Regions from separate parts of the Mus musculus genome. Here all the other regions are linked to region 3. The links are chromatin loops, found by intact Hi-C in ENCODE. Cell type or tissue: gastrocnemius. All regions are shown on one strand. Each heading gives the region's core, and the rest is flanking DNA. Links, peaks and the distances in the headings are about the cores only. Region 1 overlaps Slc38a6 (solute carrier family 38, member 6). Region 2 has its middle 25 kb from the start of Gm51264. Region 3 has its middle 8.0 kb from the start of Gm34016. Region 4 holds the start of Gm34080 (a long non-coding RNA gene). Region 5 holds the start of D830013O20Rik (RIKEN cDNA D830013O20 gene). Region 6 has its middle 4.0 kb from the start of Gm40441. Region 7 overlaps Six4 (sine oculis-related homeobox 4).

Region 1 (4,352 bases), core at 188-4,187, 190 kb after region 3:
TCCAAATTAATGGCTGACCAGCGTCATCCACAAGGACCACAGTTACAGGCAAACAGTTCTGGCCTCCTTAACACCAGAGCCAAGATCCGTGTCTAAGATACACCTGGACGACAGTTATCAGCCATTACAAATCAGTTAGTTTCACCACATTAGCCGAATAGGTATTCTTTCCCCTTTGTTTTGAATGAAACTATGCTGGAAAGAAAATGAAGAATGCTGTCAACCTAGTCAAGACACAGGAATTGAAAAATCACATGGAAAAGCGATGGTTCCATCAGGAAAGCACTGAGACAGAGACGTCTGGTCAGGCAACAGCAGGTAGAAAAGTCTCACTACTGCCTGAGGTCATGGGAGTCATGAGTTTGGACACAGAGGAGCAAGGCTAGAGAATGAGGACACTGCTCACACTGAGCACAGCAAGCATCTTCCATGCTTGGCTACATTCTAAGTGATAGGAAGTTCTTTGCACACCTTTTTCATACTGACCTGCCAGGAAGCCATGATTTCGCCCACAGAGATTGGGAGTCCTGTGCACACATTTGCTACGTGGGTGCTGGTGCAAACAGTTGGTCTGACTTGAGGGGCTCGCTCTATTACAAGCTAGTTTGCCCTGGGCAGGTGGGGGAAGCCATCAGCCAAAGCCAAGAAAAATAAGAAAACTCTGTCAAAGGGCCCTCTCTAGAATGAAGCCTTTATTTATTTTTATCAGCATTTAAGCAACAAACAGCTTTTGGCTGCTGAGTTCATCAGCTGGGCTCAAAGAAAATAACCATCTCTCTAATGAAGATCAAAGTTTTGCACCACACTGGAGACATCCTGCTTTGTTAATGGAGTCCATTTGGGGCTGTAGCCCGTTTGTTGGAGTAACTGGCTCAAAATTCATGAGCTTCATGCCAGGACTTCATAGTATCTGCTGTCATTATTTAGTTGCATGTCAGTAGAGGCAGAGCTGCAAAGAGAAAGTCTCCTATTTGCATGTATCAGAGATTTAACACATCACTGAAACCTGAAAGAAAAGACAAAAAGCAATCCCCTTCCCCTGTGTCTCTAAGCTTTAGAACTAGCGCTCCCCAAGCAACCTGAGATATTTCTCCGTTTGTCATTAGTTAACCACATAACTTTAAGAAAGAAAAGACTTGACTGAGTTTGGGTCTAAACAATCATTTGTCTAAAAGACAATCAGTCATGTTGTCAGGCACTTAGGAGAACATGCATGAAGCTGGGATGACATTCAGCTATTTTAAAAATAGCACTGGGTTCTCAGCACTCGCGGGGTTGGGGGTGGGGAGCCCAGCAACGCTCAGAGGTTAGTCAGAGGCCTAAACAAACAGAGGCACTATGGTTTGTCTTTCCATGGTTTGTCTTTAGTCATGGATAATAACTACTGTATTCAAGATGGCTCATTAACCTGGTGTTTCCACTAGATTTCTAAATGCATGGAAATTTTAGACCCACTCAAACTGTATCAGTCTCTTTCTTAAGAAGAATCCTTTTTTTTTTCCCTCAAAATCTCTATAAAACAATGTAATTTCCCTAAGTTGTGCAAAACTGGAAAAAATTTCACATGGTGGAAAATGTTACTTCACTGTCCTAAAAGAGCCCTTATTTTACAGTTTGTTAAGACCCTAAACCTAAGCAGGACCAGAGAAGCAGGCCTAGTGGCTAGGCTCTAGAATTCCAGTGACTCGGGGCTGATATCAGAGGATCAAGAAGTTCAAGGCCTGCTTGTCTCTAACAGAAGGGAAAGGAGGGCTAGGGGAAAAGCCTGCTTAGCCTGCATGCAATCCTCAGACACACACACACACACACACACACACACACACACACACACACACACAGAGTCATCTATTTTTAAAATCTTGTTATCAAACGTCAACTGAAATAACTGCTAATGCACTGCTTTTGAAATGATGTTACTACTAAATTTTGTCAAGGCAAATGCCATAGTGCCTCTGTTTGTTTAGGCCTCTGACTTGTGAAAAGGGACTCCTCTCAAATTTCCCATACTTCTAGACTTTTGCAATATTTTCTAGAATTTGGAGATAATACTGTTCAGGTTTTAAAGCAAAACAAAACAAAACAACCAACCAACCACAAAGCTGCAGTGTGCCTGACCAGCAGATGGTGGTGTAGCAGCACTTCCAAGCCCAGCTCCTGAGGGACAGGCCAGACCTGTCCCTGTATCACTACCCTGGGCTCCTCCTTCACAGTCATAAGAAGAGGAAGAACACAATATAAGCTGTCTAACATTTCATCATGGACTGTGGTTGTTTGCTGGGTCTTGTCTGTAAGATGCAGACTCTGAGCTATCTTAGTGCATAGGCAGCTGTGGTTCTCCCACACCTAATAGCCCGAACTGAGGCATTAATCAAGGCTGCTAACGTCTGTGGATTCGGTGCCAGACTTTCCAGTCCGGAAAACTTGGGCCATCCTAGCCATTTCGGGAGGTTCCCGTGAAGCTAGGTTTCTCCTGACAACGTACAGCGAGTCAATGGTTAATCTTCTGTGAGGCCCTAGGAGCTAAGCCATGAAGACTCACATATTATAGAAGTAGAGGAAGTTGGCCCGCTGCTCAGAGCCACTCATGGAAATGTTGTGAGTTGAGCAAGATGTGTGAATTAGGAACATTAAGTGGCTCTGCTTTAGCCGTGGACTTCCAAGAGTGAGTAGGACTTTCCTTGGCGTAACTGAGCTGAGGGGAGGTTTGCTGTTTGATTTCCAGTGACAGTGCCGCCTACGGAATGGTCTACCACAGAAGTTTAATTTCATGTGAAACTGACTATTTTTCAGATGGTGGGAAGAGTGAGTAATGAAACAGCAGGCGCTGTGAGAACAGCTGGCCTTCCCACCACACTACTCGGTCCTCTTAGAAGGTACTTCAGTAAGTTCAAACCCAGCACTCGCATTCTCTTGCCAGCAACAACATTCAACATTAACGCTCTAGGATGGCTCCTTTCTCCCTCTGGCCCAGCAGAAACTTTCTCACAGCAAACGCTAGCTCTGCTGAAGGCAGGGGACACAGAGAGCTACAGCTGGTCCTCGCCTCATTCAGGCTCCAAATCACTGCTGAGAGACCAGATCATTTTCTTATGGCTCTCCATGTTCTAAAGGCCAATAACTCTAAAACCTTAAGAGCCCTAAATGTCATAATTGGCATTTTCACAGGTTATTGGAAGGAAGCCCCTACCACAGTCACTTTGGTAAGTCACACTGGTGCCTGTGGTCAGCGTGAGTGCCTGTTTGTTTATGACTATGGTAAGGGAATAAACCAGGCCTTCACCAAAGACCCACAGAATAAGTAGTCAAATGTAATTTATGAATTTATGATCATTTTGCTCTTGTTTTTCCTTTTAGTGTTAGGGATTAAAACAAGAAGGTGAAGATGTTTAAACATTACATAGCACAGAACAGAAGTTGGGGCCACAGGAGATATGCATGACATATATTTTGTGAAAAGTCTTTAACTTAAAAAGAGAGCGAGAAGCTGGGTGTAATGGCTAACAACATTTGTCAACTTGACAGGATCTAGAACTCCTGGGAGACAAGTTTAACTGTGGCTGAAAGAGCCACCCCAGGACTGTGGACAGTGTCACTCTGTGGGAAGGAGTCCTGGATTAAAGAAAATGGGGACAGAAGGGGAGCACCACTAACCCCTGCTCTCCACTTCCTGACTGTGGGGCACTCTGTCAGCAGCCTTAGGGTACTGACTGTGGGGCACTCTGTCAGCAGCCTTAGGGTACTGAAGCGCTACCTTCCCCTCCAGGATCTTGTCCCCTGGAGCTGTAAGCAGAGATAAAGCCCCTGCTCAGGTACTTGGTTGCAGCATTAGGTAAAGTAACTAATATATTAGGTGTGGTACACTCCTGCAATCCCAGTGGTGAACATCTGCAATCCCAGTGCCCAGGCACCAAGGCAGAAAGACTAAGACTCAGAGGCTAACCTAGACTGCACAGTAACAACCTGTAACACAAAAAGGGAAGGGGGAGAGACTGAAAGAGTTAGGAAGCTTTAAGACATGACACCTAACTAAAAATACAGACTCTGCCCCATTAATGCCTAAAAGAATTGACATGCCATGGCACCTTCCCCAAGAACCACATCAGAATCTACACTTCTAGATGAAAACAGATTCCAAGCTCTGCATTTCCCACCAAAATTTTTAACAAAGGCAAAACTAAAGCCAAGAGAATGAGGGGGGGGAGAGGGAGAGGGAGAGGGAGAGGGAGAGGGAGAGGGAGAGGGAGAGGGAGAGGGAGAGGGAGAGGGAGAGGGAGAGGGAGATCCTTGAAGCATGTGCCTACTTGACCAAAGGCTGGAGGTGACAGAACACAAGGCATCTGACATGTGACCCA
Region 2 (4,352 bases), core at 128-4,127, 500 kb after region 3:
CAATGGTAATCATGCAAGATTCATACCCACGGTCTGTTGGGACTTGAATGGCATGACCCCAACAGGCTTAGTTTGAGGACTTGGTGCATAGCTGGGTAGCGCTGTTTGGGGAGGTCTGGGACTGTAAGTACAGCTTCTTTAGAAGAAGCGGGTTGCTCAGGGTAGACCTTGGGGCTCTAGAGTCTCTCCCAGCTTCTTGAGTGCCCTTGGTCTCTCTGTAGAGGTGTGAACAGGGAGCAAGAGTTCCCTGGCACCACAGGCTGCATGCACTCCAACTGTGAGCTAAATGAATTGGTTCTCCACTACATTGCTTTTTGTCATCCATTTGGTTACAGTGAAGAGAAAATCAACCAATAGAGTCCATGTGGGACAACCATTCTCTTAAAGTCAAGTCTCGTTTTTACTACTGTTCACACAGGAATAATGAGGAGATGATGTACATTTATGTATCTATATACATAATTTATATCATATTTATTATATATAATTGATATGTTAATATTATCTGTTAAAGTATAATAATTATATTTTACATATTATAATATATAATGTTATATATTTTATTATATATTATGTTTCATGATGTATATTATATATTTTCACACTTGCCTCTAAACTTCATTTTCCTTTCTTGGCAAAGTGAAGTTCGCTGGGCTACCCTCCTTATAGGATTGTCCTAAAGATGAAACCGCTGTATGCTGCAGTTTCTTTTCATGGCATGATTCATAAGTGCTAAGCAAATGCAGAGTCGGCCAGCATTAGCTTCCCTGATCTTACACAGCCAATAAAGCCTGGTTAGATTTCCATGTACTTTACTAAAATAATAGACTGATTGATTTTGCTTGTTCAAGGAGCATGGATTATTAATAATACTTAGAAATTTGACACAAGGGTAAATAAATTGTAAGTACAGCATATCTGTGATGAGATTGTCACCAATTTTATAAAACACATGTGGGCTTTTATGAACTATTAATTAAAACCGTGGTTACTATTGTGTATTACGACAGCCTTAGTGCGGTGTTGGGCTCCATCCTGTAATCCCAGGTCTCAGGTGACCAAAGCAGGAAGATTTCCACTCCATGTTTGCCTGGACTCCCTGGGGAGAGCCTGCTCACCCCCCTTTCCCCCACCAACCACCCCCCCCCGTCAAAAAAAAAAAAAGGAAAAGAAAAGAGAAAGAAAGAAAACGTCACAAAGGAAAGCCGCTTTGATTTTTTTTCTATGCTCAATTTATTCTTATCCAAAATAGTTTTGGCTTGCTTTCAAATGTTCAAATTAACACATGAGGCTTTTTAAAAGATTAATTAATTAATTAAATATCTGTGAGTCTGCTGTCGCTCTCTTCAGACACTCAGAAGAGGGCATCGTATCCCCTTACAGATAGCTGTGAGCCACCATGTGGCTGCTGGGATTTGAACTCAGGACCTCTGGAAAATCGGTCAGTGCTCTTAACTGCTGAGCCATCTCTCCAGTCCCGAGGCATTTTTTTTTTAATTAAAAAAAATTGTATGTGTATGGATGTTTTGTCTGCATGTATGTGCCACATTCGTACCTGTTGCCCAAAAGGGTCAGAAGAGGGCATCAGATGTCTCAGAACTGGAGTTACGGGGAGTTGTAAGCCACCTCGTGGGTCCTAGGAACTAAACCTGGGCCCTCTGCAAGAGCAGCAGATGATCTTAACCACTGAACCACCTCTCCATTCCCAGCAGGAGGCTATCTGGTTTGCTTTTGCAGCTGGGAATGGGATCTAAGGCCCTGCTTACACTAGACACTGTAGGTGAGACTTCTGGGGCATTTATCCCCAGTTTTCACCTGTGAGGTGTTGTTTTGTTTTGTTTTGTTTTGTTTTGTTTTGTTTTGTTTTGTGTGTGAGCTCTTAATCCCATTCCTAACATTGCTCAGTTGGGAAAGAGAACAGACTGAGCTCTAAGTCAGACAGATTGCCATTGCTCACATATTGTCAGTATGGAATCTCTCCATTTTTAGATTACATTAAGGGAAAAATGTCTCACTCATATCCAATATCAAAACCCCATTGAGGACACTAAGAATAAAGTTCACTTTTTACCTCCAACAAAGAAGACATCTATAGACTATTCACCGGGCTTTAATGAATCAGTTTGTGACCAGTTAAAGCTATCCGTATCTTGCCTGTGAGTGCCCCCTGCTGGATACACAGAATCTTTACTGCATCTCCAGGGAATCAACTTGCACTTTTTAATGGGAAAGTGCCCAAGTAACAGGTCGCAAGGATAGCTGTAAATCCTAGCTAGTAATTCGGTCTTTGGGTAAGTGTGCAAATTTATAACAAAAACATACTCAGGAAACAAACTCAAATGCAAAAAATATTCCACTGAGCATTTGTTTATAATCGCACCAGTGCCAAGGATCTAGTAAATTGTCCTGTATTTATCTTATGAGCTCACCGAGTTTTATACATTAGTGACGAAGGCAGTTAATTGGTGGGTGGCTTCTTACCATAGGGAGCCTGCATATATATTTTACAGAAGGGTAGAAAATTAGAGGTCCCTTTTATGTGACCATGTGTTGGCTTCAATGCCCAGTGTGTAATCTTCTCATAGAATCTTGGGCTTGGAGTCATAGTCCCAGCTGGGGCTGCAGGAAGGAGTGTTCCATTTTACCAGGAGCCCTGGAGAGATAACATTGCCTGTGGCCTATGGGTAATTCAGCAGACACAGAAGTCAAGGGTCATCAGTCAACTCAAACTTTCCATAGAAGGCAAGTAGGAAGAAATGACTGTAAGGGAAATTGGTATATGCTTTGGTCTATTAAGAGCTTCATGAGCCTGCCTTTAATCCTAGCATTCGGGGGTGGGTTGCAGCGGGGGTGGGGCGGGGGAGGGGAGGAGTCTCTCTGAGTTTTAGGCCAGCCTGGTCTACAGATCGAGTTCCAGGATAGTCAAGGCTACACAGAGAAACTCTGTCTCAAAACCTAACAAAACAAAACAAAACAACAAAAAAAAAACTTCATGATTTAGCTTTCCCCTTCCTTCCTTCCTTCCTTCCTTCCTTCCTTCCTTCCTTCCTTCCTTCCTTCCTTCCTTCCCTCCTTTGACAAGGTCTTGCTATGTAGCTCAGGCTAGCTTTGAGCTCTAAGTGCGTTCTCTGTTCTCAGCCTCCTGAGTACTGGAATTACAGGCATATCCACTGCAGCTGTTTCTCCCTGTGACAGTCTCTTTGGTCCTTGGGAGCAAGCAAAGGGTCTTCCTTGTACATGCTGGGCAACGCCTATCTTCCCCATGGGTCATTCCTGGTCACTTTTGCAGAAATTAAAGCTCCGGGAATTGTTCCCTATATCATCACTGATGTGAAGGCTTCTCACAGTGCAGTTAACGCACTGAGACTGATTTTTTTTTTTGCTCCTAGAATGTTCTCATAATTGGTGGTATGCTTTTTTCCTGCTTAAACTTCCCATTCTCTGAGAAACATAATGCATAATTCACAAAAGCCTTCGTGGGGACGAAGCGAGGATTCTTTCTTTATTCCAGAGTTGGAAATTCGGAGCTACTTCACGGAAGGATAGATCTTCACTCTTTGTCTCTGGCATCTCTCAGGCTGCTGTCCCAATTTTATATTTCTTGTGCTTCTACTCTAGGGTAAACTTTGTCAGTTCTTGGGTTTTCCTCTCCTAGACCCTCTTCTGTATAATACAAACCCTCCAGCAATTTTCAAATACTTTCTTAAATTATTTGAGTTGCTGTTATGTCTGGCCTAATATTCTTATTTTGTAGATTTGTGTTGGACCTGTGACTTTGATGCTGTATGGATTTTAGTAATGCTAGCCGCACCCCCCTTTTAATAGGTGGGGTTTTGAGACAAGTTCTTGATGTTTATCCTAGGCTGGACTCATATTCACAATGCGATTCTCCTGTTTCTGCCTCCCAAGGGCTGGCATTACAAGTGTGGGCCACCAAGCCTGGCTGCGACTCTCTGTGTTTTCAGTGCTGAGTTCTCTGAGCCGAAGCTTGTTTCTCTTCTGTGGAGCAGAAATCACAGAGCTGCGTGGTCATGGACCATAGAACTCACCAGGTTCTGCAAAAAGATCTTGGAAGAAGACAGGAATGGGAGCAGAAATCTCAGTGGGTTTTTCTTTTTTCCCTTTTAGCGTTTCATCACAAAGCCTGTGGTAAAACTGAGATGAAACCACAAGCTTCACTCTTGACTAGGCTAGCACTGGAAGAACGATTGGTTTCAAGGTCAGCCAAGGTCAGATGGAAACTTGGCTTGTTTTATTCCTATACTCAAACACCAGACCTATTGAGTTTTGCATGGCTTGGGGTTTCCAAAACACAAAGTACTTTGGGGCCCAGCACAAAGCCGAGGCCTGGG
Region 3 (4,352 bases), core at 213-4,212:
GGAAGCCGGTGTTGCCAGGAGCTCGCTAAATTGGTTTGAGAGGAACAGAGTTTACTCTGCTGTATTGTAATCCTAGCGACTGCAGGGAGATGCCGTAGCCTTCGACGGGCTCTTCTGAGAGTATAAGATTCAAAGGAAGACAGAGCACTGCATACCTCAAGGTTCAAGGAGCAGAATTCTTCCCTCCATGCAGCACTCTTCCTGGTCAGAACTGTAGGTTAACTGGAGGTCTGTGTCTCCATTCTTTAGAGTCCACATAGCATCACCATAACAAAATACTTGACAAGCGACTTATCAAGATGTCCAGCCAACACTGGCTCTAGAGAACTGCCTGGAGGCTGCATCACTGCAGGGTATACAGTGGTGGTGAGAGACATCAGGCTTCCTTCTTTTACAACAATCCATTCCCAAGAACCCAAGAGGCCACACCTGATAACCTAAGGACCTTCCACAGACTCAACCTTAATGGTTCTTCTGTTCCTTTCCGAAACATTACCCAAGAGACCAAGCATGTCACTACCCGGGATCCTCGGGAAGTCCCTCAACCATGAGAGAAGTACAGAGTATTTCTCCCAGCACCGTCCAGGTGATGATACAGAGCTGGTGGGGTGAGGAAGCGGTGTTGCGCGGATATGTTAGAATGATAAACACAATGACCAAAAGCAGATTAGGAAGAGACCGGTCTACATCACAGTCCATCATCAGAGAAGCCTCGGCAGGAACTTAAAGGCAGGAACCTGGAGGCAGGAACAGGCACAGAGACCACAGAGGAGCACTGCTTACTGGCTTGTTCCTCCTGGCTTGCTCTCTTTTCTTTTACAACCCCGAACCACCTGCGCAAGGGTGGTACTGTCCACAGAGGTCTGGGTCCTTCCACATAAATCACCAATCATGAAAGCCCCAAAGGCTTGCCTATGGGCTAATCTGATAGGGGCATTTTCTCCGTCAAAGTCCCCTTTTCTCAGATGGCTAGCAGGGATGACCACCAGAGCACAGGGATGACCACCAACCAGAGCACAAGGGATGACCGCCAGTACCTGTCTCCACCAGCCAGGTTCCCTACGGATAGATAGCTGGCCATTCCCAGGATTTTCCAACCCCATCCTCTAGTAAATGTCGTATAGGCAGAGAAACCTTTAAAATGAACTTAAGTTTACTCATCCCCAAATTAAAGGCATGTCTACCAACGGCTCACCATTAATAATTCCCTCCCCCCAAATTCACACACGCTTTGGCAGCCTTCCAGCTTGTTTTTTTATGCAGTGGCATATCAAGATTTGAAAGGCAGAAATAATTTTTTTCAGGGAAAAGCTAATGGCTTCTTTGCCTGATTAGTTTGACCATTTTCTAGCCGCTCTTTTCAAAAGTATTCACAATGTTCTCCCCACAGCGAGCTAAGAATAAACATCCACATTCCTGGGCAATCAAGGAGGAAAGTTTGGCAAAGGGTGTGCCAATGTCTCTTTGAATGCGGTCGACCCCCACACTGACCTGAGTCAGATACAGTCAGATTCATCTTACCTCCAAGGAACTCTAACAGCGTGAGAGCCTGCCGCGGAACTCTAACAGCGTGAGAGCCTGCCGCGGAGCTCAGACTTGGCACAAGTGGGCCACACATTTTCCTGCTTGGGCTCGATCACCTTGGAGTTCCAGGAGGCAGGTAGATGGGAAAGAATCCATTAACTAATCAACAGCACTAGGCTGCCCTAGAACCTCTGTACACGGTGAGGCTCTCTGAAAAAAAAAAAAAAATCACTTACCAATAAGCTGTGGAAGTGGCGAACACGTAGCATATTTTGTTTCTACAAAGCTAAAAAGAGGTAAATTTACGCGTTTGATTTGAACTTCAAAGTAGTTTAGAAACAGAAATGAAAGTGTGTGTGTGTGTGTGTGTTTTCCCTCTGCCTCCACAAGCACCACACAAGCTTAGTCTTACTTTCTGGGTCAGTCTAGGGTGGTGCAAGTATGCCCCATTCTCCCAGCAGAGGTCGCTGTTGCCCACCATAATCTTCAAAGGCTCTTTTTTTTCCTTGTCCAGCTATTGCAGCGGCTTTAGACAGAGGCCACAGAGCCTTTAGAGATAGAGAAGAAAATAATCTATGGTTTGGGGAATAGGATCGCAATGTTGGGGAAATTGATACTTTAATAATGAGTCTGTGCCGAGTAGGCTTCAATCTGGATAAACTGGTCAGTGTTCCCTTTGTACAATGACAGCCTAGCTCCGTTCTCGTTAAACCTGCCCGGTCTTTCTCTCCTTTCTGAGTGTCACCGTCAACTGAGAAAATAGAGACAGGAAAGCCAAGCAGTGCATGCCGCCGCCCACCATCCATTCTCAACAGGATATTCATCACATTGTTGAGGGTGGCGTCTGTGACACAGCTAATCACCCAGTTGTGCTCCAAACTTGGGTGTCCCGGATGATTGTCTAACCTCAGTTGGGAGGTAGGCTTTAGTGGTAGCAGCTTCCTCCTTCAGGAGCTTAGCAAGTCCAATAGGTTGTAGGTTGTTCAGGTCTCTGCCTACATGCAATAGGTTCCCACCTCTACCCTCCGCATGGTATTCTGGGTAGCGGGCGGTCTGCCCTGACCAAGCGCTGATATGAGGCTGAGGAGACAGGTGTGGGATCTAACCCGGAGGGAGTTGACCGGCTGCACACTGAGCATGGCTGCATCCCCAGTGACATTAGAAATAAAACACTCCAGGGCTGGAAAGATGGCTCAATGGCTAAGACTCGAGCTTGATCCCCAGCACCCACAGAGCCTTTAACTCCAGCTCTAGGACGCCACCTTCTGGATCCTGTGGTCCACTAGCACATGCACACTGCGGACACGCACATAATTAAACATAAATAAGATAACTCAATTTTTTTATTTTTTTATTTCTATTTTTTTGGTTTTCCGAGACAGGGTTTCTCTGTATAGCCCTGGGTGTCCTGGAACTCACTCTGAAGACCTGGCTGGCCTTGAACTTAAAAATCCACCTGCCTCTGCCTCCCAAGTGCTGGAATTAAAAGCGTGCCCCATTACGTCTGGCAAGATAACTCAATTTTTGAACAAAGCATTTCTTTTTCGGTTTCTCTAGACCCATCCGGGGAGCCTGCCTTGGGCCCTGAGTTTCATTTCCAGCACTGAAAAATGTAGATAAAGTTGCCTTTGCTTGCTTTCTAACATGCTAGACAAAAGGAACAATAACAAAAAAAAAAAGCTTTGTTTTTCAGAACTGTTTAGGATTGAAGGATTGAAGGAAAAAGTAGGAAGCACAGAGGGTGTCTATATGCTCTCTGCACCCCGAAACCTGACCCATTTGTTACAACCTCCAAACCCACATAACTATCTGGCAAGGTCTATAGCTCACATTAGGGTTCCCTTTTTGTGCTTCACAGTCTGGACAAATGTATATGACCCGAGTCCCTCATTACTGTACTCCAGAGAACAGTTTCATTGCCCTAAAACCCTGTGCGCTCTGCTAGGTCATCCCCACTTCATCTCTAATCCCTGGCGACCACTGCTCACTGCCTCAGTGGTTTTGCTTTTCCCGAATGCCACAGAGTTAGAATTATACATCACGTGGCTTTCTCGGGCTGGCTTCCTTCCTTCTATCTTCCTGTATATCTGTTCATGGCTTGCTAGCCTGCACCTGTTTATTGTTGTTGTTATTATTATCATTATTATTATTATTATTATTATTATTATTATTATTATGTTATTATTTCATGGCTTGTATGTTTACTCACCTCCTGAAAGATATCTCAGTTGCTTCCCAATTGAGGAAATTATAAAGAGAGCTGCACCAGACATCTTCATGCGAGAGTGGGATTCAGTGGCTCACAACTGGTCAAAGAGCTGAGCAAAAACTGACCAGAGTTTTTGTTGCCCTAAAATCCTGTGTGCTCTGGCAATCCAGCCTTTCATCTCATTTAAGACAGCCTTTAAATGGACGTCTGTGTCAAGATCCCTCTGCAAGACTCAGAAGAATGTAAGAGTTTCAGAGTGAGGCAGAATGCTATGAAATGAAATCCCCTGTGGGTGATGTGGCCATTGCGCCTACAAACCCACTGTGGTCACCTGCACTACAGCACACCAAGATCAGCTCCAGCAGGCAGCGTCAACTGAACTCAATAGGTTAAAAATAAAAATAAGAAACAAATAAGTAAATAAATAAGTGGAAAGGATATGAGGTTGGGAGGGCGATGTGTCCTGGGGCTGTCTTGGAGGAGTATGACAGAGTCGGGGGTGGGGGTTGGGTAAGATCAAGGTACATTGTATACACATATGAACTTGTCAAAGAGTAAATGAAAGATATTCTAAAAGACTTCATGTGGATTTTAGTGTGAATGTAAATATCACATATAG
Region 4 (4,352 bases), core at 247-4,246, 67 kb after region 3:
CCTCTGTCAGCCCGTGTGCATCCTTAGCAGTCTCAGAAACATCCCGGGCAGAATTTTGTTTCATGGCTATCATGCATACTTTTCCACAGATTGATTTCGGGATGGGATTATAATTTCTGCATTAGCTTTTCTTAAATATCACGTGGATAATGAACCAATTTGTTCGAATGGCAAATAACTCCTACTTATGTTAATAGAATTCAGCTGATCCCTAGTAAGGCAGTATCTATCACACCTGCCAAGGTCTCTCAATCGCTCATCCTGAAGGCCACAGACCTAGGGACTGGCCTGGACCATAAGTACATTGCATGTTCTACTTCTCGTTTTAAGCAAAAAATAATAATGAAAACAGTTTATTTCATGTCCAGGTAAAGAGGCATACATAGGCCACATTGTGTATGGCAGGTTTTCTCTATGAATATTTAATCACCGGTCTGCCTTAGTTCCTATTTTTGGATGACCACTTACCAGCACTTTTCCTAGCCCCTGATGTGTGAAATCCAAAACCCCTTTGTTGGAACTGTGGCTAAACACTCCTCTTACCCTTCATAAATGTGCATAGACATGCGAGTGCATGTGAAAGTCTAACTTACTGTACAGCCATCAAAGGTCTGGCCCGACCACTACAGGTTCTGTAGGTGTCTCGGGTGTATGGAGAGAAGCCTTTGAAAGAGTAACTGAGATCTTCCCAGCAGCCATGGAGGTGAATTGAGCCATCTCTCCACTAGTGATTGACAGGGAGGGGGAGGGGAATCAAGGAGTGTCAGCAGCACTTGGAGAACCAGGTTAGCTGAGATGTAGGCAGGATGAAGAAAGCGGGTGGGAGGTGTCAGAGAGGACTGGGGGGGCTCTGCCTTCCTGGCCGTTTGGCTTTTAAAGGCAGTGCTAGACCAGTGGGTCTTAACCTGTGGGTTGTAACCCCTTTGGGGGTCTCATATCAGATCTCCTGCATATCTGATATTTATGATTTGTAACAATAGCAACATTACAGGGATAAGCAATGAAATAATGTTATTAGCCATCTCCCTCCACATTTCTTTTCTCCTTCCTCCACTCCTGTCTCTCCTCTCCCTCCTTCCTTATTGCCATGGTTTTTGCTCGGAGGCTGCCTGTCCCTCAGAGGACTAGTGAGTGGAAGTCACTTGGAGGTCAGTTAGGGGAACAGGGCCCTGAGGACCCAGCCAGACGGTGAGCTTTAGAGAGCAGACAGATGGCCAGGGTGAGTGTTGGGGGGAAGGGTGTCAGTGAGTGTTGGCCCTGCCTGAACCCTCATCAAAAGGTTAGCTAAGCAGGGGGCTATACTCCCTCCAGCACTAGAGAGGCATCTCAGCCCCTCACTCTGGTGGGCTCTAAAGTTCTGTGAGATGCTGGGATCCTAGCTGCATGCTATAGTTCATACCTTTAGCACTGGTTTCCTCCCGTCTTTTCATGTTGCCCTCCTCCTTAGCAGTGCTTGCTCTGAGCTTGGGTGAGACCTTCCCCAAGGGCTCCAGGCATTCTGGTCTCCATTGCTCAGCTTGTAGTGCCAGCTTCAGCAAAGCTACTTAAAGGCAAGCCCAGCATGAACTCCAGAGCTCTGCTTCTGGGTCCTTGGCTCTCAGCTGCTCCTCAGTATGGCCTTCCTTCCCTTTCCAAATTAATGCTTTTTTGGCTGCCAATGGTGCTTTTGTAAGAAACAGCCCCAGATTCATTAATCCAAGCCAAGCCGCAGTGAAGCTCATCTGTCAACGGTGTTCTCTCTGTTTCTCTGCCGGAAATTTGAAATCCTATTGGATCTAGGATGTGGATTTTCCTGGCTCTAGACACACTTTTGGAGTCTAGAATTTACACGATGAGGATTTTTTTTAACTACCTCTTTTTATTTCGTTTATTTATTTTTATGTATTTTTATGGTTTGCCTCTAAGTCCTGCTGACACATGTGTTACCTGTGGGGACCAGAAGAGGGCATCAGAACCCTTGAGACTGGAGTTGCAGACAATTGTGTCTGCCACGTGGATGCAGACAATTGAACCCGGGTCCTGTGGAAAAGCAGCCAGTCTTCTTGGCTGCTAAGCATCTCTCCAGCCCCGTGATGAGGACTTTTAACCTAGATGACCTTTAGAGTGCCCAAAGGGACAAGGAACACTAAAAGACCCCTTCTTTCCCTGTCAGCTCCACATCCTGCCCACCCTTTTGGGAGAGAGGAGGTGTCACCATGGGGGATTGTGCAGTTCCAAGTTAAGACCCTGTGGTTGATGCTGAGCTACAGAAGCCCGGGCGCCACTAATGGGCGTGGCCTTTTCCTACGCACCCACCTCTCCAGCAGAGGATGTTTGCAGCACCTGGGCCCTGAGCATTCTGTTAAATCTCAGATCTAGGTTAAAAACTCAAAAGAGTTTGGATCAAAGGCTCCATTTGACCACTGTTGCTCTGCTCAGTGAGTTTCTCCTCCATTGAAGCAACCCTCACAAGGGCAGGACATTCTGCAAACGACTCTGCCTCGTATCTCTAGTAACCGGAACAGAAAGGACCATGGAAGGTACTCGATGAGTATTTGTGATGGAAAGGCAAGCCCAACAGCTCCAAGTCTTGCTCTGCCACCACAGTAAGAGGCAGAAGGGCGAAGTCTGTCTGGGTTGTTCATCTATCCACTGGTTACTACAGTGACCACTTCTTCCGGCCCTACTTCCAGATCATTTCTCCCTTCTTAACACCCTTTCTTTCCATTCTTTCATGTCTTTAACTCTCCTACTAATAACACAAACGACCCCATTCCCCCCCCCCCCCCCCCCCCGCTTGCCTCTGGTGAGAAAAGAGAAACCCTCCGAAAGTGTGACTCAGAGAAATGAACTGAAATGTCATCCAAGGCCACTGGGAATTCCTCAGCCATGTGTCAGGGACCCTGTGCTGAGAGCCTGGGCCTCAGTCAAGACAGAAGGTTTCAAAACCCAACACCCTGAGACCTCTCTCCACCTTCTCCTCCCGGCCCCGCCCACATTTTTCCTGCTTGGTGGTTTCTGTGCTTGGCCAACTTGAGTGAAGGTTCCGCTTCCTTTCCATCAGTGTGCGATGGACTCCAACAGCCCTGCAGGCCACGCCCCACTGCTGCAGCTCCCACTCCAGCAGCTGTAGCTGCCACTGCTCATAGAGGATGGGGAGACAGGAGCCAAAGCCGGGTTTCACCATGGGCTCCTAGCCAAGGTGCCTCAGATTTTCCGCCGCACCTGGAAACAGGACCCGAAAAGCACAGGTTAGAGAGGAGACACGGCTGCTCGGCTGCTCGGTTCAATAGCCTCATTCATGAAATTAAACCAAAACAAACCCTGTAGCGTTTAGAACACTCTGTTTAGTTTGTTCTTTCTCTTCTCCTCGGATATTTGTAGAACAGGTCCCAGGGCATGAATGTGGAAAGAAATGAGGAAGAACTAGGAAAAAGAGGGAGGGAGAGTGGAAGGGATGGAAGGAGACCTCGGGCTCAGCCAAGCACAAAGACACCCATGGAAGAGAATTAATCCCGCCCTCCTCTCAAATGTGACAGGCAACGACAGGTTGAGAAATTGCTACCCCAGGTCATGGGAAGGTCATTGACGAGTTTTTCAGGTTTCCAGTAAGTAGGAAAATGACCGGGGCAGCTAAACTTCCCGCAACCCTGACTGAGAGAAGCTAACCTGGTACTGATGGGCCCTCAACAGATCCCAGGGGAGTGGATGAAAGACTTAGGCAGGGATTCTCTGCAGCTGGGACGCTCGCTGAATAGAGATGCCACTGAAACACAATTGGAGCATGGTTAGGGACATCCCTGTTGTCAGCTGGAGTTCTGAAACAAAGTGTAGGACCAGAGAAAGGACTCACTTCTACCCAGGGAGTCTGCAATCCGGATGGTAACAGCCATTATCATGAAGGCTGTCACAATGGCAGTGCAGGAGGCTGTCTTTAGAACACACAGAACCAGCCCGGGTGGTGGCGCATGCCTTTAATCCCAGCACTTAGGAGGCAGAGGCAGGTGGATTTCTGAGTTCGAGGCCAGCCTGGTCTACAAAGTGAGTTCCAGGACAGCCAGGGCTACAGAGAAACCCTGTCTCGAAAAACAAAACAAACAAAAAAGCACACAGAATCTAAATGGGAACAAACGGAGTCAACCCCCCCCCCCCTTTATAAAGATTCCTCCTGCCTGGACTGAGACCTTCCCATCCAACACTAGGGGGACAGGGATGAAGAAACATCTCCCTTTATCTTGTCCTGCCTGCCTGAAAGTGTTTAATTTGTAATCAAAACATATGCATTGAAACCTTACATGGTATCCATTACGGTATGGGTGTGTGTTCCCACTGTTGATGGCTTGGGGGGCAAGAGTTGAGACAGTAAACACTCT
Region 5 (4,352 bases), core at 151-4,150, 110 kb after region 3:
TAACCTGATGCAAGTGGTCTGAGTACACTGACAGAACATGAGGAGATAGTCCACTCAGCAGCCTAGCCCAGAGGTTGGCAACTGTAACCCATGAGCTAAGAGTGCTTTTTTTTTTAACCTATTTTAAAATGGTTATAAAAACCCCCAAAGAATACTATTTTGTCATATTAAAGTAATGTGAAATTCCAACTGCAGTGTCCATAAATAATGTTTTATCGGAACACAGCCACACGTGTTTATTTGCATAGCATCTGTGGCTGTCCTCACACATAATGACAGAGTGGAGAAGCTGCAGCAGAGGTCACGTGACCAGCAAAGCTTCTCTTGGTTCCCAGCCAGCCCTTTCTGGAAAAAGGTTGCCAAGTCGTCACCTAATGTGTTCCAGTTGCTTGAAAAATCTAATGTCATGAGAAACGCTGTCTATTGTTTTTAATATTTTACTTCTTTGATTTACGTGTGTGTGTGTGTGTGTGTGTGTGTGTGTGTGTGTACATGTGTACAAACGCCATGGTGCATATGTGGAGGTCAGAGGAGAACTTTCATGAGTCAGGTTTTTTTTTTTTTCCACCGAGGGGATCCCACAGATCAATTCTGGTTGTCAGGCTTAGCCTCAAGCACCTTTGCCCAAGTCAGCCATCTTTCTAGTCCAATACTTCATCTCTCAATGCCACAGCAGAATGTCCCCAACTGGACAGACATCAAAAAGTGACTTACAGCCTGGTTAACCTGTGACTCCACAGGCTTTAGCTCAAGAACTGATAGCTGTGGCCAGGTAGGTGCCTTTCTCTTCATGACAAGTGACCAGATCTAGTGAGCCTTCATGCTGCATTGAAACATGTATTTATTGTGGTATTTCTACCTTGTACCCACTCATATTCTGGAATGCTACTTGCTTTATTCAAGCAACCTACATCTAACCTATGTTTAGAATGCTGTTTGTTTGTTTGTTTGTTTGTTTTGAGAGGTCTCTTCATGCAGCCCAGGTTGCCCTTGCGCTCACAGCAGTCTTCCTCGGTTGCCTGTTGAGGGATGGGATTAAAGGGTGTGAGCCGTCACACTCTGCCTGTTCAGTATTTTGATTGCTCTGCTAGTGCTCTGAATCTGTGGAGGCTGGAGCATCGTTTACTTCCTAAGCACAAGAACCTTGGCTAGTTCTCAGCTGTACCAGCCATGACGCGGCCTGCCTACGGCTTGGGACTTTCATCCTCAAAAGTCCAATAACAGTATATTCCTAGCGGGGTTTTGAGAGGTGTCAATGAATCATGTAAAGGACTTAGTCTAGTGCTTGAGGGCATAGATGCTCAAAAGTGGTGACATAGACTCCTTGCAACATTCTGTCCCTTGGAAAGGACAGCAGAGACTGCTCCCACAAACACTGCAGACCCATCTCTAACCCTCAAAAGTCCCCAGCCACCTAGCCTAAGGCTCTGGGGGGCTGCAGAGTCCAGGGCAACAGCAACTCCATGCAGCAGCCTGGATGCTCTGAGAAGCATGCCTGGCAGCCAAGGGTTTGCCAGCACCTCCTGCTGCTGGCTGCCACATTTGGAGCTGAAACCTAAGCATTGTGGCTTACATCATTGCCCTCTGGGCAGCATGGTGGGTGTGTGACACTGCCCACTCTTCCTCCTTGTCACCAGCATATGGCGAGATGGGAGGGGGACTGAACTCACAAGGGGGATGTCATGGTGTTTTCCGGTGTGCTCTCTATAGATGCTAGACTACACCTGTGTCCCAGTGCTTCCCAGGGCTTTGAGTGAGAGTGTCGTTGCCAAGGAATGTTGGCTACTGCAGCTAGCTAGATTGTGTGGCACTTCCCAGCCTCTCTCCTGCTCCATCTTGGCTGTGTTCCTGCCATTCTCATGCCAGAGGACATCACTGCCCTGATGTTGCACAAGGACAACATGGGGGCACAAGAGCGTTGGCTTGTTTCTCTTTTGAATTCCTGATTCAGAAAGCAATGGGTTCAGGGTCTTGGTGGATTGTGATTGATCTACTCCTGTGGAGAGAAACTCCAACCTCCTGGAGTCTCTTGCCAAGACATCAAGGTAAGATTTACGGAAAGGAAAGAGGAAATGAAGGAAGAAAAGAAGAAAGAAAGGAAGGGAGGGAGGGAGGGAGGGAGGGAGGGAGGAAAGAAGGAAGGAAAGAAGGAAGAAGAGTAGATGGTGGGTCAGATGAGAAAGGCTTGACTTTATTGCTATGACCTAGTCCTGTTCTAGCGGGAGAACATGATCCAGGTGAGAATCCTATGCCTAGCCTATGGTGCAGGCTATACAGAAATTGCTGAAGATGCCACAGTCAAAAGCCATCATCACTGACAACAGGTGCAGGGGGAGAGGGTAAGTGGAGCCTCCTCACCTTTGCCACCTCAAGCCAGGGTGCACACAGCACGAAGGGTCCCATATGTTCTATGAAGGGGCGGGAAGATGAACCGGGAGAAGGGTAAAAAACGACCTTGTCACTCTGGCTTCATGAATCTCTGGGAGGGAGACATCTCTTCTGCTGGTGACCCCGGTAGAGCCACCCAATGGTGAACCTGAGTATTGAGAGTCTCCAGGGCTCTACCCAATGGCGCAGTGCTAAAACCTTGGTTGCTTTTCTGGCAGTGGGGATACACACTGTCGCAAGGGCTAGGGGCTGTTGTCTGCCAGCTCGTGGCCACAGGCCCACGCTCCCTGAGGTGTGAGGGGGTGATGAACAGTGATAGATTGCTCTCTCTGGGATCTCTGCCCAGTGGCCTGGCACAGCTGGAATGTCCTTGGCCAGGTCTTTGTGAGCAGTCAGTCAGGAGATGGGTCGCATGATCAGACAGCTTGGGCTTGCTGGGGGATTTTTTTTTCTCCAGGTTTTAGAATCATCCAGGGTCATCTGAATGCCCTTGCAGCTCTTGTTAAATCCCTTAGGATCAGCTCTGAGTTCCAATTGTTCAGCTTGTGCTAAATTTGTTTAGCCTAAGTGGGCATACCCAAGGAGTAAATGTGTCAACGCTGCTGTATTCCCATCTGTCACGGAAGGGGAAGTGCACTCAGAAAAGGGGTAGCCGGTGTCCCTTGACCACCTTTCACGTGTTTCACCTTTCACACCCTTGGCCACCGTGAACTCACTCCCGGATGATGCACCTGCTCTGGACTATCCTCGTAGCAAACCTTTACTATGCAACGCCCCCTCCCTCCAAATCTGCCAAACTCAAGTGGCCTTACTCCTGCAAAGTGTTCCCTGAGACCTAGCTCGTTTTAAACACCGGAGAAACCACAGAAGCCTCGTTACTGCCCTATGGAACTCAAGTGGCCTTACTCCTGCAAAGTGTTCCCTGAGACCTAGCTCGTTTTAAACACCGGAGAAACCACAGAAGCCTCGTTACTGCCCTATGGCTGTGACAAAAATACCATGATCAAGGTGCTTTTAAAAGAAAGGGCGTATTTGGGCTTCTGGCTTCAGAGGGTTAGAGTCCGAAGGAGCAAAGATGTGGCAGCTAGAACTGGTGAGAACTCGTATCTCCATCCCTGAGAGGGAGGTAGGGTTAACTCAGAATGGTGCAAGGCTTTAGAAACTTCAAAGCCCATCCCCACCGACATACCTCCTCCAGTAAGGCTACCCTATCCCCTTGTCCCTAAACAGCCAGCAGCTGGAGACCAGGGTTTTAAACATATACACCTATGGAGGCTGGTCTCATTCAACCTACCACAGAGCCCTCATCTCTACCTGATTAATAAGTGACGATTAAGCCCCCGAGTCAGGTACTGCCAGTCCAGAAGAACACAAGATGTCTCCCTTTCCTGCCTTAGTGAATGTGAGAAGATGCACGGGCCCAGTACATACTTTGAAGGCGATGAGCAGGAAGCTGGAGGCAAACACCAAGGACTAAAGTGGAAAAGCCAGTGTAGGTGGGAACACAGTAAGTTCAGGGAAAATTAGTAGATAAAAGGAACCTGGTCCAGGCAGAGGGTGTCATGTGCTCCGAGAAATCACTAGGCAGGAGGCACAAATCCCATCTTTGACTGAAAGACAGACAGCCTCAGAACTCCGTGGAAAATAGATTACTGGAAGGAGGTACACAGTAGTCCAGACTCAGAATATTTTATGTATGTATGTATATGTGTGTAATATTGTATGTGTGTGATATATTGATATATATATATAGTATTGTATGTATTATGTATGTATGTATGTGTGTGTATATATATATATGTGTGTGTGTGTGTGTGTGTGTGTGTGTGTGTTTTCTGTTGTACTGGGACTAAATCAAGAAGCCTTGTGCATGAGCACTCTGGCATGAACTCCATCCCCAGCAGTTCATTTGATTTTTAAATCTCTTGGTAGAGGGGCACTTGCCTCCTTCTCGTTGGTTCGCT
Region 6 (4,352 bases), core at 215-4,214, 670 kb after region 3:
CAATGCAGAAAATACTTTAGATGTGACCAGAATGTACATCTTGTTAGCTCCCTCTCTCCTTGACTGCTTCGAGCCTAGGCTGTGAATAGCACAAGCCAATTTGACAATTATTCAGAAACTAGCCTAGCTAACATCTCTATTTTGCTATTTTAATTTTCTCCAGTTCTATAAACAGCACCTTTAAATTCTGCCGGTGCTAGATGGTGAAACAAAATCCTGTAATCATTAACGGAGATGATTCTTAACGATTGCCCTTCTGGTTATCACTGTGATATTCAGGACAGAGGTGACACTTCAGTGGAAAAAGAGCAACAGGCTTTTTAAAGAGCCCCACGGGAGGCCCTGAAATGCACCACAAATAGAAACCCGTTTCCCCACGAATAACATCCAGACACATCTCTGCTGTTTTGTTGCGGCCATGTTTCTCTAAACGAACCCATACATGCCAGGGTTAAAAAGAAGCGCCAGGGCTGGCACTGAGACCCAATGAATGTACTGCATAGGTTTCACACAAAACAGAAAGTGACACCAAGTTCATGACAGACAGCACAACACAAAACAGTGAGAACAGGTTGGAAACATGCTGGGGATCTGTTAGTGTGCACCCTGCACCCGGCACCCCGCACCCCACACCCGGCGCTGGCCTCTGGGCTTTACAAATGAAACAAGAAAAACTTTCAATCCTCATTTCAAAAAATGAAGAATCGCATCATGTTGGAAAAGGAAAACAGCAAGTGCACATTTACAATGCAAGTTTTACTTAAGTCTATTGGTTATCTATACCCAATCACACACATACACCCTTGGCCACACCAATGACATTGGAAAAGATTGTGTAAGGTGTGTGTGTGTGTCCTTGTCCATAGAGAAAATGAGCACACACACACACACACATTTGCATGGTTATGAGATGGAACCGACAAAGTCAAGGAAAGGTAAATAACTTCTTTTTAAAAGATTTGTTTATTTCTATTGTATAAGTGTTTTGCCTGAATGTATGTAGTAACATGGGTGCCTGGTGCTCACAGAGGCCAGAAGAAAGCATGGGACCCCAGTTATAGCTGATTATGAACCACTGTTTGGGTGCTGGGAGCTGAACCTGGGTCCTCTGCAAGAGCAATAAAGGCTCTTAACTCCTGCCTGATAAATGACGTCTAAAACTACCATCAGCATGCTTGTTGTGTTCCTGGAAGATGTGCATGCACTGTTTGGCTCCCTTGAGTCCACTTAAGAGGGAACTTTGTTGTAGCAGGATTTGAGATGCTAAATAAACCCAGTTCTTGAACTGAAAAAGGCACAGGCAAACAGCTAACCTTACCTTTACCAGATTTAGTTGGTCAGTTTGCCAAAGATATTATGTAATTCTAGGACTATTAACTATTGATACATTGTTTAACTAAGCTTTGGGAGATAAGCTGTTGAAAATACTTGTAACTCTGTGAAGGATGTATAGCTTATAGCCTGCAGGTCTTTTTGAAGTCTCTTTCTGAAAAGAGATAAGTCATCTCTAAATACGTAGTAACACAAGCTTTCAGTGTGCCTTTACCTTAATGAATGTATGAATACCCAAAACATGTGGTAAGTATCAGATCTTGGATTGTAGGGTATAATTTCAAGTTAAAAAAAAATCCTTAGTTCCTAAGATCTAAGTGATAGGAAATAGATGGCACATTTAGGTCTTTCTTCTTATAAGCCAGCTCCTTTTGTTTAGTTACAATATATTTGAAGCAGCAGAATTCTAAAATAACAGAGTTGAGTACTGCAAGCAATGAAATTCACTGTGACAAGGTTTGACCCTCCTACAGATGTGTATGCAGAGACTATGCGTGCATATATGGAAATGAGAATATATGTATGGGTATAGCGTTCATATGTAAAATTAAACAGTTCTGCAAATGCTTGGCTAGGAAACCCTTTTAATAATCTGTGGTGTCTGCCACGATACAGGAAAGTATGAAGGCAGATGAAGAAAACACCAGACTAAAGAACTTGAGAACACCAAGGTTTAAGAGCCATCACACCAGGGCACTATAATGAAAGCCGCAGAGGGGAGGGCTCTGATGAAGACGCCTTCTCTGTTGGCCTTCCCCCCACCCCCACCCCCTTGCTGGATAGACCCTGGGGAAGCAGGTCTTAGCTCCCCAGGGCACCGGGTTAGGAGGATCCAGGAAAGCCCCATTTCCCAATCAGCATCATTCTTATAAATTCCCCTGAACCTCCTCGGCCACATCCAGCTCTCAGAAACAGACCTGCTTAATGCGAAATGAATCCCAGTAGAGAAAGGGCCAGCATTTCTTTCCAACCGACTAGCACAATGAGAAGAAAATGGAAGTTGAAAACAAAAAGAAAACCCCAAATCTTTGCAGCTGTATTAGATTCCTAAGGGATAGAAAATGCCAGTTATGCTATAGACAGAATTGAGTTAGTTGTCTTCATATTAACTATTATTATTGCAGATATTTTAATGAAACATTGACTACTAAATTTATCTGACCTGACTGAAATTTTCAACAGTTACTTTTGAAGTAACTTGAAAAACCTGCGAGTGGATTTGGGAACAAGGTTTGCTCTGCCACCTGCTGGCTATTGAAAATAATGCAGCTCTTAGAAGTTCTCCCCATTTTCAAAGATATCAGACCTCAACCCGGGTTTGTGGTAAGGCGATGGTGGCAGCAACCCATGTGGTTCAGGGTCATGGAAATAGAGATAGACCTGGCATCATCGAGCCTGAAGAGGAAGTGGGGGTTGGGAGTGTGTGTGTGCGTGCATGTGTGCACACGCATGAGTGTGTGTGCTCTTGCTCATGCACGCACATATGAAGAGACCCAATGTAACCCTTTTTCCTCTGCTGGTCTGAGAGGCTTCCCCCATCCTCACTTCGGAACTACTCACTGCAGCTACCTCTGTGCATACTTTAGTGGCCTTATCTCTAGGACAGTTGTTAAGAAATCTGTCTTACCTCCAAGGGAAAGACGCCTTTTACACCATCTAGTACTACGAGGAACTCTTTGGTCAGAATTACAGGTAGAACTGACAGGGTGCCATAGTCAGTTTGTTGGCCTCCTCAATCTGTATTTCAGAGGTCATTGTCACAGAGCTTTTATGCAAGTTCAGAGTCTAACTGGACCAATGACTTTAGATTATCTTTATAAAAGAAAATAGAGGGCTGGAGAGATGGCTCAGTGGTTAAGAGCACCGACTGCTCTGCCAGAGGTCCTGAGTTCAATTCTCAGCAACTACATAGGGTCCGGTGCACTATTCTAGTGTGTGTCTGAAGACAGCTGCAGTGTAGTCATATAAATAAAAAATAAATAAATCTTTGTTTAAAAAATGAAAGAAAGAAGGAAGGAAAGGAAGAAAGAAAAGAGTTCAGTGGGTAAAGCTGCCCAAGGCTTCAGGTTTGAGTTCTGATCCCCAGGACCCATGAAAAAGCTGGGGCAGATGATATGTACATTGCTGGTGGTTTTGGGGGAGGAGGTGGCAAGCAAGTGCCAGGGGCTTCCTGGGCAGCCAGTGTAGTCTAAATGGTGAGCTCTGGCCTCAGGGAGATTCTGCATCAAAAGATGAGGTAGAGACCAATAGAGGAAGATTTTTTTCTTATGTGGGTACCACACTCACACACATGTGCTGGCACACACGTGCTCGAGAGCGCAGACACACATACACAGAGAAAGAGAGAGACAGAAAGACAGAGAGAGAGAGACAGAGAGAGAGACAGAGAGAGGTGTTTGATGCTTGTTTATTTACTTAAATAGGAACCAGTTTCCTACCTTCAGCAGTCTCCGAGCCTGTGCCAACCTTACATCTTTCGAAACACATGTTCCAACTAAGCATCGTGAAGATTTCTACCTTTGTGCTTTGGGTGGAGAGGGCCGGCGCCAGTAATGACAAAGACTAAGTCTCCTCCCTACCCTTCTGCTGGGGAGTGCCAGCAGTGGCTTCAGTGGCACCTAGAGAAACAAGCATGCTACAGAAAGGTGGAAGGTCATCAGACTGACACCTGACATTTTTTTAAAACAATTTCTCAATTTCCATCTATAGTCTAGCCCATTTTCTTTTTCAAATTTCTCCCACAATAACCGTATGAGGGATCTTGCTATTGGGATTAAGGGAAAATTTCAAGCATTCACAAAAGGCAGGTCTAACGAAATTACATCCTTCTCAAATGCTTTGTTTATTAACAGAAATATCCTTAAAATGTGGGTTTTCACACCCCTGAGCAATCGCTGTCACAAAGGGAACAATTCTGACCTTAAGCTGGCTGTGCATTCCCTAGTCGGGGACAATGCCTCCCCGCCTTTTCTTAAAGAAAACTTTTCCTCCCTGACCTGTCTGTAGACCACCCAGGAAGC
Region 7 (4,352 bases), core at 215-4,214, 410 kb after region 3:
GGAAATTCCCCTTGCCCCGCACCATCTGGGACGGCGAGGAGACGGTGTATTGTTTCAAGGAGAAGTCGCGCAACGCGCTCAAGGAGCTCTACAAGCAGAATCGCTACCCCTCGCCGGCTGAGAAGCGGCACCTGGCCAAGATCACCGGCCTCTCCCTCACCCAGGTCAGCAACTGGTTCAAGAACCGGCGGCAGCGTGACCGAAACCCCTCCGAGACCCAGTCCAAAAGGTGAGCGCCAACTTTCCTCCTCCCCCTTCCTCCCCCCACCCTTTCCCAGCTTTCTTTTCCTCCTAGCGCTCGAAAACATGGCGCTTACCTTCCCCACCAGCCTGGTCCGGCTGCCCACCTCTCCCCGCCCCCCACCTCGCTTCCCTACCGGGGTGGTAGGGGGGACGACGGTGGCAACGAGCGGGCGGGGGATCCTCCCTCCTAACCCTCCCCCTCCTGCCCCCAGAAGTTTCTGGTCGCCCTCTTAGGTCCAGTCCCCGCCCCCACCTCGGCTGGTCACTGCTGCCCGGCTTCCCACCCCCATCCTGCTGCCTTTGAAGTTGCCACTCTCGCCTTGGTTCTTTTAGGGAATGTGTGCGCACGCTGCCGGCAAGGCTGCTCTCACGGCAGCTCTGGGCCCGCAGGGGCTGCCGGCGCCGGCCGGGGTCCCTGCCTCCGCGGGGTTACCCGGAGCCTGGAGTGCGCACACGCTCCAGGGTACCCAGGGTTCGACTGAAGCCCGGGCTTGCCCTGGAGGTCACCAGGGGCTCTCTGGAAGGAAAAGGAGAGTTAATGGAGACTAGTGGCTCAGATGGGGTCTGGGGACGTCGAGGCTTTAATATGACAGAGTTAATCATTTACCCTGCCCGCCGCGGTTCCCATCGCTGCTAGGGCAGCGTGGGGTGTGGGTGCTGCTCGTCTCTGCGGTGTTTTGAAACCTGATTCTGAACAACTTCGGATCGGGTTACAGTGCCTCAGAGGTGGCAGGACTGAAGGACAGTTTCTTGGACCCCCTAACACAGCATGATCCCCTACTGACTTTGGGAATAGGAGACAAGCCGGCTGGCATAAGGTGGGCAGCAGGAAAGAAGTAGGGGAGCTATCCACTCAGTCCTCCTTCAGCCATCCTACACACACACAGACCCACACACACTCTCTCTCTCTCTCTCTCTCTTTCGTATAAAATGCAGGGTTTTTGTTTTGTTTTGTTTTGTTCTTCTCTTTTGTGTCTGCTAGAGTCAGACCCTTGGCTGTGTGTGGGTGTTTGTGTGTGTGGGTGTGTTGTTGTTTAGGTGTGTAGTGGTTGTTGTTGCTGCTGCTGCTGCTGCTGCTGCTGCTGTTGTTGTTGTTGTTGTTGTTGTTGTAAGGGTAAAGTAAGCAGAAGGTTGATGGCCCCCTCCCCGCGGGGATTGGGGAGAAGAGAATCAAAATGCAGTTCAAATGTTTTGCTCTGGGAAGGAACCCGGGAGCCATGGAAGCAGCCAGCCTGGGCCAGGTGAAGGTGATCACCCTGCGCATTCCAGAGCCCTCCCTCGCTACTATGCCCTGCGCCCGGGTGGAGCTGGAGGCCCACAGCTCACCCCAGGCAGGGAGAGAGGCGCACTGTGCAGCCCTGACCCTTGTTGCGGGTAACCATAAACAAAACATGCCGGGCGACCTGCGAGCACCCTCTCCGTCTTGAGAGAGGGGGCGACCCGAAGAAAGAGCACTGGTTAGGAGACCCCACCTACCCCGGAGTGCTCTGCAGATGGACTGAAGGAATCTCCTAGGCACTGGGTAGGAAGCCGGTGGCACATGCTGACCAGCTGTCCTGTAACCTTTGCTATGGAACCGGCCCAGTTCCCAGGATCTAATCTACACACACACACACACACACACACACACACACACACATATCCTGAGCCATGCTCTGCTGACTTCATCCTCCTCCCCATTAACTCCACACCCTCAACCCCCAGCCCAGTTGCCTGGTATAGGCCCCTCTCCGGATCTACCTCCCACCCGCACCCCTGGTGAGTCACCCTCACCAATGGCGACGGCTGCTCTGCTTCAGCTCATAAATCAAAGCGCTTTCTGCGCTCCTGGCCCCAAAGCCCAAAGCCTGGGTAATCCCCTCCCCTCGGCTTGAAAGGAAACCGACCACATTGGGATGTTGGATCCTCAGCTGGACCAAGTCTCACCAGGCTTCCAAACTGCTTCTGTCCTGCCCCGCCCAGATTCAAACCAAAGAGGAAAACTGCCACCATTCCTCCCTGACCCGAACTTGGTATTTCCCTTATGTCCAGGATCCTGGAATAGGAGGACTGAAGACTCAGGGCAGGAGTCTGATAGTGACAAGGCCACTGAGTGATGCTCACCTTTTCCCTCCCACCTCACCAGAGCACTGGATGGTGTGTGTTAAATAAGCCCTTATGGCTTCCTTTGGATTCAAAGGCAACTGTGCATATGGAGAGTTGCGAGTGTCTTTCCTACAAGGGCAAAGCACTTTATTGAGTGAGAGTTGTCTCTCTGGTGGAATAGAGATTTGGGAACAGTTGAGAAAATGGCCTCTGGTTACCTAACTGGCAAATACAACTGAACACCTCACCCCTCCTGCTCCTTTGGCGATTCCATCTACCTTAAAAATAACATGAATCTGAACTGGCTCTCCTAAACAGCAAGACGACCCATTAACATTTCATGAATCGCTTCTATGGCAGAGGTAGCAGTCCTTTTAACAGTTGGAGTAGCCTAGGAATGCTCTAGGAATGAAAACACAGTATTAAAGTGCTTTCAGTTGAATTTTACATTGTCCATCCTTCTGGTCTTTCTCTGATTTTATTTTATTTTTTGTTTGTTTGGTTGGGTTTTTTTTTTGTTTTTGTTTTGTTTTGTTTTGTTTTCCGAGACAGGGTTGTCTCTGTATAGCCCTGGCTGTCCTGGAACTCACTCTGTAGACCAGGCTGGCCTCGAACTCAGAAATCCGCCTGCCTCTGCCTCCCGAGTGCTGGGATTAAAGGCATGCGCCACCACACCCAGCTATAAGTTTATTTTTTTAAGGGGTCCAAATGCATCATCTCATTCCCTGGCTGGGCAGAATTGGCTTAAAACCTCATAGTTTCAACAGGGCCAGCAGATAATTCTATTGTGCTTTGCTTAAATGTTGCCGTTAATGAGTTTGAAGGATGTTTTACAAACTATGTCGATTGTCAATCCCTTGACCTTCACAAATGTCTTCTCCTCCCCCTGAACAGCGAATCGGATGGCAACCCCAGTACCGAGGATGAATCCAGCAAGGGACATGAGGATTTGTCTCCTCATCCACTTTCAGGCGCATCTGATGGCGTCACCAACCTCAGCCTCTCTAGCCACGTGGAGCCAGTATATATGCAACAAATTGGAAATGCTAAGATATCACTAAGCTCGTCTGGAGTTTTGTTGAATGGAAGCTTAGTACCTGCAAGTACTTCACCTGTCTTCCTTAATGGCAATTCTTTTATTCAGGGACACAATGGAGTTATCCTTAATGGACTGAATGTGGGAAATACACAGACAGTGTCACTGAACCCACCCAAAATGTCTTCAAACATTGTGGGCAATGGCATAGCCATGACAGACATCCTGGGATCTACCTCCCAGGATGTGAAAGAATTCAAAGTCCTCCAGAGTTCTGCTGTGAACTCAGCAGCCACCACCTCCTACAGCCCTAGTGCCCCTGTGTCATTCCCAGGGCTGATACCCTGCACTGAAGTGAAAAGAGAAGGCATTCAGACAGTGGCCTCCCAGGACGGTGGCTCTGTGGTGACTTTTACTACACCCGTGCAAATTAACCAGTATGGCATTGTCCAGATCCCTAATTCTGGAGCCAACGGCCAGTTCCTTAATGGGAGCATTGGATTCTCTCCACTGCAGCTGCCTCCTGTCTCAGTAGCAGCTTCACAAGGTAAAAGCTTCATTTGGTACCAGCAATGCACCAGGGCATGTGTTGGTTAGTTGCTGTAAATGACAGGTTTAGTGAAAGCTATAGATCCGTGTTATTGTCCAGATACATCATTGGTTTACACAGTTACAGAACAGCCGTGATGTGTTTCCCAGTACCTAAATACTATCCAGCTTGCCTGACTTTCTTACATCCTGGGGAATGGCGTTTTATCTTCCCCCAAACAGAATGGAAAAGTACCGTTTCTAGCAGACCTTGCCAACTCTACAATTATAGGAATATGGCAAGTCAATCAGTGCTTATAAAATAACCCAGTACTTGACGTTTTAAAATTAAAAATTAATAAAATTGCTAGGAACATAAAATTAGTCAAGCAGTTCTTTATTTGACCAGAAGACGTTTTAAAAAGAATAAACTAAAAGACAGAATGTAGTCTTGCTTGCA

Evidence for each region. Peaks named below come from ENCODE experiments on the same cell type or tissue, not always from the same donor. Only the 100,000 strongest peaks of a DNase experiment are listed, where the experiment ranks them.
Region 1: it touches region 3 in a loop (3-fold over the local background); 9 of 42 quality-filtered maps call a loop at or near these places.
Region 2: it touches region 3 in a loop (8-fold over the local background); 35 of 42 quality-filtered maps call a loop at or near these places.
Region 4: a loop joins it to region 3, with 2.6 times the contacts of the local background. A loop is called at or near these places in 8 of 42 quality-filtered maps.
Region 5: a loop joins it to region 3, with 2.8 times the contacts of the local background. A loop is called at or near these places in 5 of 42 quality-filtered maps.
Region 6: it touches region 3 in a loop (5-fold over the local background); 15 of 42 quality-filtered maps call a loop at or near these places.
Region 7: it touches region 3 in a loop (3-fold over the local background); 5 of 42 quality-filtered maps call a loop at or near these places.

Annotation. Positions count from the first base shown.
Region 1 is chr12:73,322,751-73,327,102 of GRCm38, reverse strand. The region is part of intron 5 of Slc38a6 (solute carrier family 38, member 6); the gene reads right to left. Among named protein-coding and RNA genes, the nearest start is that of Slc38a6, 38 kb to the right of the region's middle. In gastrocnemius, for the core only: a CTCF peak has its summit at 2,119 (motif pointing right); a DNase peak (open chromatin) is centred at 2,151; H3K4me3 peaks cover 189 bases; H3K27ac peaks cover 3,753 bases.
Region 2 is chr12:73,018,945-73,023,296 of GRCm38, reverse strand. No RefSeq gene overlaps it. Among named protein-coding and RNA genes, the nearest start is that of Gm51264, 25 kb to the left of the region's middle. In gastrocnemius, for the core only: a CTCF peak has its summit at 2,176 (motif pointing left); a DNase peak (open chromatin) is centred at 2,158; H3K27ac peaks cover 261 bases.
Region 3 is chr12:73,515,142-73,519,493 of GRCm38, reverse strand. No RefSeq gene overlaps it. Among named protein-coding and RNA genes, the nearest start is that of Gm34016, 8.0 kb to the right of the region's middle. In gastrocnemius, for the core only: CTCF peaks have their summits at 1,982 (motif pointing right) and 2,781 (motif pointing left); DNase peaks (open chromatin) are centred at 1,989 and 2,604; H3K4me3 peaks cover 493 bases; H3K27ac peaks cover 983 bases.
Region 4 is chr12:73,447,944-73,452,295 of GRCm38, reverse strand. It overlaps Gm33929 (a long non-coding RNA gene), which reads right to left. Exons shown (of 3, transcript XR_001780532.2): 2 at 3,649-3,745; 3 at 2,949-3,204. Gm34080 (a long non-coding RNA gene) reads right to left here and starts at 1,719. Exons shown (of 4, transcript XR_381684.3): 1 at 1,400-1,719. In gastrocnemius, for the core only: a CTCF peak has its summit at 1,942 (motif pointing right); DNase peaks (open chromatin) are centred at 1,569, 1,944, 2,216, 3,066 and 1 more place; H3K4me3 peaks cover 498 bases; H3K27ac peaks cover 1,904 bases.
Region 5 is chr12:73,407,096-73,411,447 of GRCm38, reverse strand. It overlaps D830013O20Rik (RIKEN cDNA D830013O20 gene), which reads left to right and starts at 1,885. Exons shown (of 4, transcript NR_046013.1): 1 at 1,885-2,045. In gastrocnemius, for the core only: a CTCF peak has its summit at 2,538; DNase peaks (open chromatin) are centred at 328, 1,559, 1,816 and 2,683; H3K4me3 peaks cover 638 bases; H3K27ac peaks cover 3,880 bases.
Region 6 is chr12:72,846,229-72,850,580 of GRCm38, reverse strand. No RefSeq gene overlaps it. Among named protein-coding and RNA genes, the nearest start is that of Gm40441, 4.0 kb to the right of the region's middle. In gastrocnemius, for the core only: a CTCF peak has its summit at 2,579 (motif pointing left); a DNase peak (open chromatin) is centred at 2,638.
Region 7 is chr12:73,108,220-73,112,571 of GRCm38, reverse strand. It overlaps Six4 (sine oculis-related homeobox 4), which reads left to right. Exons shown (of 3, transcript NM_011382.3): 1 at 1-229; 2 at 3,223-3,911. It also overlaps a transcript of Mnat1 not described here. Among named protein-coding and RNA genes, the nearest start is that of Six4, 2.8 kb to the left of the region's middle. In gastrocnemius, for the core only: no CTCF peak of the experiment used is centred there; DNase peaks (open chromatin) are centred at 398, 926, 1,440 and 2,050; H3K4me3 peaks cover 3,415 bases; H3K27ac peaks cover 2,742 bases.